2 separate regions of the Homo sapiens genome follow, and region 1 is linked to region 2. Evidence: chromatin contacts called from ENCODE POLR2A ChIA-PET data. All regions are on one chromosome and are shown on one strand. Each heading gives the region's core, a stretch centred on a gene start or an enhancer-like site at or near the end of the contact. The rest is flanking DNA. Distances are from core to core; before and after follow the strand shown.

The links. ChIA-PET counts read pairs that join two places held with the same protein, here RNA polymerase II (POLR2A).
Region 1: POLR2A ChIA-PET joins it to region 2 with 21 read pairs in activated CD4-positive, alpha-beta T cell. The contact joins the enhancer-like site here to the promoter of MIDEAS-AS1 in region 2. POLR2A ChIA-PET finds 5 or more read pairs at or near these places in 3 of 52 experiments (HEK293, PC-9 and activated CD4-positive, alpha-beta T cell).

What each region holds. Positions count from the first base shown.
Region 1 is chr14:74,569,830-74,573,335 of GRCh38, reverse strand. All of the region lies in intron 3 of LTBP2 (latent transforming growth factor beta binding protein 2), which reads left to right. Among named protein-coding and RNA genes, the nearest start is that of LTBP2, 41 kb to the left of the region's middle. Within about 2 kb of position 1,320, at least 20 of the 41 ENCODE cell types and tissues checked have a DNase peak (open chromatin) inside an H3K27ac peak, as active enhancers do; they include PC-9, where a contact is called at or near this core.
Region 2 is chr14:73,785,613-73,788,826 of GRCh38, reverse strand. It overlaps MIDEAS-AS1 (MIDEAS antisense RNA 1), which reads right to left and starts at 1,467. Exons shown (of 3, transcript NR_109995.1): 1 at 1,318-1,467. It also overlaps a transcript of MIDEAS not described here. RefSeq lists an enhancer at 793-842 and silencers at 1,193-1,252, 1,333-1,382, 1,433-2,022.

The DNA of each region.
Region 1 (3,506 bases), core at 71-2,570, 780 kb before region 2:
TCTTCAGCACATTTGCCAGTCCTTGCCATGACCCTGTGAGGAGGGTATTCCCATGACTCCCACTTTGCAATGAGGACACTGAGGGTAAGGGCGATTCCAGCCTAGCTCTCCTCGACTTCAGAACTTGTGATTATAGTCATTGTGCGAACCAGCCTCCAGGGCATGTGAGCGTAGGCAAGTGCGGAAACATCCAGCTTGGCTTGGAAACTGCAGAGTACTGGGTTAGGCAAGGTATCCAGCGTCTTTTCAGAAAACTACAGAAGTCGGTGAGAGCCTGGAGCAGCATTCGGCCTCATTAAAATGTTAATGTATACAGTTTCCAGCACCGGACTTAAAATAACTAGTGACAATAAACATTTCAAGCTTGTAGCTATGTTCATAGCATCTAGCCAACTTAAATCCTGTAGGATTTTTGTTTGAAAGGAAGAGGCTGGGAGCAATGAAGCAAGAAAAGAGAGGAAAGACTGGCAAAGCTCTTTTTCAGATGGCCCAGGGAAGGTTCGCCCCATCCGGCTGCTTTTTACAGAACTGGCTGCTCACTCAGTGAGGGTCTCCCTCTGCGGGGGTATGTGTGTGTATGCGTGTGTGTGTGGCGGGGCGTGGGTGGAAGCTGTGGAGAGAACATGTCTCAAAAGTCATAATGGAGATTTTTTCAGGCTCCGTGAATTCTCCTTTTGAGCTCAAGTTTTTCAAATATGTATCAGGTTTCACCTCTTGTCCAGGACATAAAGGAGGTTTCTGATTTATGGGTCCGGTAGTTTTTCCAGTTACTCCATCTTTAAATCTGCCATCAGTTAATTAATTTGCCACGGTCAGAAAAGGCACTGTGAGCTTCCCAGGTGAAAATAACTTTAGCAAAGTATGATCACAGTTTAAAAAAAAAAAAAAGGGAGGCATTCTGAAACATACACTTGTTTCCACTTGTGAAATTAACTGAATCAGTGTCTCGGCACTCCTCCTCCTCCCCCTGTCATGGCGCATGCACACACACACACTCTCTCTCTCTCTCTCTCACACACACACACACAGACACACACACACACACACACACCCCACCTCTGCAGAAGGGCTAAAGGGGAAGATTTAAACCTGGCAGGATAATTTCCCAGAAAAGGATTAGAAGGGGAAAATGGATTAACTGCAAAGTCATCTGATGACTGTGTTGTATGAGGCTGCTTGGGACCCAGAGGGGTGTATTCGTCTGTCTGTGTCTATCTGTCTGCAGATGACACCGGGAAGATTGCTAAATGATTCCCAATAATGAAATGTGAAAACACATAGTTGCTTTGCTAGCCACATAGCTGTGGTTTTGTGTCTGTGATTCATGGTGGAAGTGAGTAGCTGCGACAAGCATTCTGTGGGTTTTTTTTTTTCTCCTTATTTCTCCTACAAAAATATTTGTGAAAGGTCTAAAAGGAAGTGGAGTACTTTTTGAAAAGAAAAAAAATCCCTGTTCCTTGCAAAACAAAGATTACAGATGAAAACTTCTGGAGCTACCACATTTCTGCTTCCAGATGTCGCCTACGCTGCATTTTCCTCCTGGAGCCTCAGCCCTGCCCACGATGTAACATGTCCACCCGCGAGTGCCCGCAGCAGAGGCCACTTGAGGGAGTCTGCATCTGCAGGGGTCTGGCGGTATCCTCTCAAGACCCCAGCCAGGCCACGCCCTTCCAGGGGAGAAAAATTAATTCCACATTTCTTTCTTTTTTGATGTTCTTGGGACAAGGTCAGAGGCTCCACAAAATGCAGTAGCGTGTGAGGGCAGAATTGTGAAATAATTTATGTCTTAAATAAACCTGAGTTTGAATCTCAGCTCCACCACTTAGCTATGCAGCCTACAGTGAGTGATTTAACCTTGTGAGCTTCAGTGTTCTCATCTGTAGGCTGGGGATGATCATTGCTACCTTATGGAATTGTCAGAAGGATTGACTAATCCACGTAAGTGCATCTGGCACATTTTTGGTCCTCTATAAATGACACCCAGTCTTTTTTGGTGGGGAGGAGGATGGAGTCTCGCTCTGTTATCCAGGCTGGAGTGCAGTGGCATGACCTCGGCTCACTGCAACCTCTGTCTCCCAGGTTCAAGCAATTCTCCTGCCTCAGCCTCCTAAGTAACTGGGGAATTACAGGTGCCCACCACCATGCTCAGCTAATTTTTGTATTTTTAGTAGAGACGGGGTTTCACTATGTTGGCCAGGCTGGTATCGAACTCCTGACCTCAAGTGATCCGCCCACCTCAGCCTTCCAAAGGGCTGGGATTACAGGCATGAGCCACCGTGCCCACTCTTTTTTTTTTTTTTAATATAAAGAAAAGTGGTTTATTTGGTTCATGGTTCTGTACATTTGTTCAAAGTCTCACCGTACCCACTCTTACTTGTCCCCTGCCTCGGGGGTTATCTGAGCCTTTCAGAAATGCAGCAGCGGTCATCAGAAACTTTGAGAATTTGCCCAGAGCACTTGAAGGTGTTTCCAGACCTGGGAGGTTTCTGGTCACAGCCAAGGGTGAGCAGCAGGGTGGGGAAGGGAATCTCATCCCCCAGAGGCAGACAGAGCTCAGCCTGAAGACCCTGGCCCAGCACTTCCCTGCTGGGGATGACCCCGGGCAAGTTAGCAGGCTCCCTGTGCTTCAGTTTTCTCTTCTGTAAAATGGGGACACTAGTTCCTGTATCATAGGGTTGCTGTACTAATCAAGTAAATAAAAAAATAAAATGCCTTAGCAGAGGCCTGGCACATCATAGGTTGACAGATTTGGGCTGCTAGATTGCTGAATGGAAGCTTTCCAGGTTGGGGCCCTAGTTCCCATAGAAATCTCCTTTTGTTTATGGCCCCGGGGTAAATTTCCAGCCCCTGTGAGAGCGGAAAGGGCAGGCTGGGACTTTGGCCAGTTCCTGAAAGTGTATCTTTGACCCAGGTCCCTAGCTGCCTTAGTCTACAGTGTGCTTGTCGGGGCAGGCCCACGAGTGGGGTAAACACATCTGGAGTCAGGCCTGTGTTTGCTGTTCAATAAGCCAGACCTGCTAAGCTTGTGCATGGGCATGTGTGGGGGCGCATCATGGAGGGTGGAAGGGTCCTGAAGGCCATGAGCTGGGAACTCAAGGGTTCAGGAGGTGAGCATCTCATGGCCAAGTTAGTGGTGGTGAGATGTTTGTATACCAGGTTTGCTGTGGCTTTGGGAAAGAGTCCTAGCTCAATCCCCTCAGCCTAGGTGTCTCTCCTCCCCTTCCTCCAGCCCCTCCTCCAATCTCCTGTAGCACTTGCCAGGTCCCTAGGCCCTGCCTTGCATTTTCATTCCCTTTTCATGGCTGCAGCTCTCCAGCCACTTCTGGTTTTCATACACTTCCTTGTAGTTAATGCAGCATCACCATGGCAGCTTGTGGAGGGAGTTTGGCTGCAGTGATGGGAGGGGTGAGATGAGCTTTAGAGCCTGGCAGTCCTGAGCTTTAGGACTGTGGGTTTTGCCGTTCATGAGATACGTGAGCTTGGGCCAGCTACCTTCCTCCTTCATG
Region 2 (3,214 bases), core at 218-2,717:
CCTGGCTAACATATTCTCTCATTGGTTGCCTTAAGCAGAATGCACTAAGGAATTACTTCTATTTATTCCAAAATTGAAATGGGCAATCCCTTCACCATCTCCCCACAATAGCGTGATGTAAGAAGAATTTCAGGGAACTTTAATTATTGAGTCTAATGATGCAGTTATTTCTCAAAGCAGTATTATTTTTCTTGCATTGCACATTTTGTATTTATAATGTGCCATTAATGTCTTAGTAAAAATCAGAACTAGGGCGTAGCAGCTGCAACGTGGAGGATTTCATGTTGCTAGGAGAGCTTCGATCTTCATACGCCTATCTTTGGGTGAGTCTGTGGCTTTCCATGAGAGATTAACACAGACCTGGGGATCATTTCCCAAATGTCATTTTCCATCAGTCTTACATCCACCTTTCTGAACAAAGCCTTCACTCAAGTTTATGGTTTCCTGTGTTTTCATAAAAAGATGAAGCATTGAAAGGGGGGAGGTTTTATCTGGCCAATGTGCTAGGAGAAGCAGTATTTGGGGAAAAAAGGAAAATTGTTGAGCCCTAACTGATGCTTTTGAACCACCTATTAAAAGGTCCCTGTTTTCCACGACAAGCTACAATGAAGCTAATGTTTCTGTTATGAAAGCCCTTCACTGCAGTTTCGAATGTCTTTTTTTTTTTTTTTCACCAGCAAAGGCTAACCCCGTTTTTTCTCCAGCCTTATGAGATCAGGAGTTCTTCCTTGAAGACTGCTGTTTAACGACTTGGTTGCTACTTATCTTAAAGGTGGCTTTCCGTTGTACTTTTTAATAAGGTGAGCACATTTATTTTGAGCAATGATAAATTTCAGGATTACTATTGCCTGAAGCTGCCCTTCTCAGGCCTCCACCCTACCCTCAAAGTCACTTTTGACCGGTGATGAAACACAGAATGCATCAGACTCTATTTTCTGTGAGTTGAGTGTAAAGAGGTGGAAATCGCGGGGGAGGATTAGAACAGAAACCATTCTGCAGCCCCAGCTTGGGCGTTGAAATAGCCCCCAGAAGTGTGATACGTGGTAAACGTCTTGCTCACTTATAACCCGTAGAAATGACGAGGGACATCATGCAGACTTTTAGAGAGAACGTGGGGACAGGGACCCTTGTTTTAAGGCCCACTTTAGGCATTAAGAACACATAGAGCACACTGCTTTCTGACATGACCCTTTTAGCCCCAACACCAAACGGAAAAACTTTTTCTTTCCCCTCCCCCACCGCTTTGTTTGTGTACTGGTGTTTACCCTGGAACCCCAGCTTTCCGGGGACCCTGAACCCCACCACCACCTTCCAGACCAGCCTGAGAGCAGGGGACTCCAGCGCGGGGCCCCGGATCGCACTTCGGCGCGGAAACGACGCGGCTGGAGCGAGGCTTCCCTCCCAGGGCGGGGGGTGCAGGCTAGGCGGCCGGCAGCGCAGGGCTGCCCGCTACCCCGCAGCCGAGGGCGCGCAGAGTGGGGAGACGGCGCCTGGGGCCAGGGGCGCGCGGAGCCGGGGGCGCGGGCGGGGCGGCTGGCTGCAGGGCCCTGCGCGCCACCGCGCGAGCCGCTGGGTCACAGCCCGGGCCGCACAGCCCGGGCCGCACCGCCCGCTCCGCGAGGAAGTGACGACTGCGCCGTCCCGAGAGCAACAAAGTTAGAGTCTGCGGGCCGCACTCGCCTGCGCCCCGCACCCCTCCGAGCAGCCCGGGGATCCAGCACGCAGGTAAGCCGCGGGCTCGGCGCCCCCTCCCGCCACCGGGCGCCGGCGTGGGGCTCGGAATCGTTCCGGGGCTCGGGCTGGGCCGCGCGGGCGCGGATGTGGCGGGCCGGGTTGGGCCGGGCGCTGGGGTGCCGGGGTGCTGCAGGGAGGGAGCTCGGCGGCCGGGGTCGGGGCGCCGGGCTGCGCCGGTGTTGTCGCCGCTTTGCCGCGGGACTTCAAACAGCAAGGGCTGCAGCGGGGCCAGCTCCAGGCGCCGTTGGCCTGAGGTAGGGTGGGGGGAAGGGGCTTTCCGGGGCCTACGTCTGCAGCCAGCCCTCCGCCCAGCGCCTCCATCCCTGCAGGCTGGGCGCAGCTCTCGGCCCCTGCCCGGTGCTTCCCTGGGAAATGACCTCTTCCTCTTCGCAGCCCTTGTCGAGGGCGCAGGAAGGAAGTTAAAGGAACTTTCCCCGGACTTTTATTTGCTTGGCCTTCCTGGGACGAAGAGCAGAGTAGCTCGGAAGTTTGGGAAAACAACCCTACGCATTTTCAGAAAACCAAACCGGAATTGTCCCCAAGCCCCCTTGAAATGAATCGCTCCTGACTCCCCCTTTACCCTTCCCAACCATGTCCCAAACCTGACAGTGATCGCTAAGGCCTAACACTTTGCAATTTAGCCATAAAAACTGTCAGCACACCCACGTACATATGTGAGTGTTTTCTATATAAAACTCAGAAACCCGCTTCCAGCGGACTCTGTGGCATCTCGTTCTTTTCTGTTTCCTAAAACTGCAAGGGCTGCAGGAATGTGCTGCAGGAACTTTGACGGTGGTTCCCGTCGCCCTCGGTAGCCTCGTGGCGCAGGGTTTTTTAAAGAACAGCTGAGAAGTTTGGGACATTCCTGCAGAGTAACTAGGGGCTGGCGGCCCGGGCCAGTGGCGAGACTGCAACTGTAGCGGCGGCGGCGGGGACACGTTGGTGTGTGCAGGAAAGTGCGTCCGAGCCGTGGAGACTCGAGATGGGGTGTCCTAGAGGTTGAATGGTGCAGTTCCTAGCAGCAGCTTCCTGCCGGCCTGTAATTACAGCGTGATTGCACAGTCAGGCATTGTTGGCGTGGATGTTTATACACAGGCTATTGTGCAAGACCTCGGTAGTGGCGAAGAAAACGCAGCTTTGCACTGCAAATGCCCAGGATAGATCTGGGTCTGAGCTGCAGTCTCCAAATTCTTTTTGCCCTTTAACCCTAGCTAGGTGATTTATTTCATTACCTCCCTCTCACTTTTGACGACTTGTCCAAAGCCTGAGATGTGGGGTGGACTCGGGAGGCCACTGCACTCCTATCTTAGGCAGCCTGAAAACTATCCCAGGAACTCTACCCTTATTTGTCTCCGGAGAAAATGTGGGATGACGTCAGTAGGAAAAGGAGATGGGAGATGGCTATCAACCTCTCTAAACGGGAAAGCTGTTTGAATTAGCAAAATTGCACGGGTGGCTGGGTTGGGGCTGAGTTGCAAAG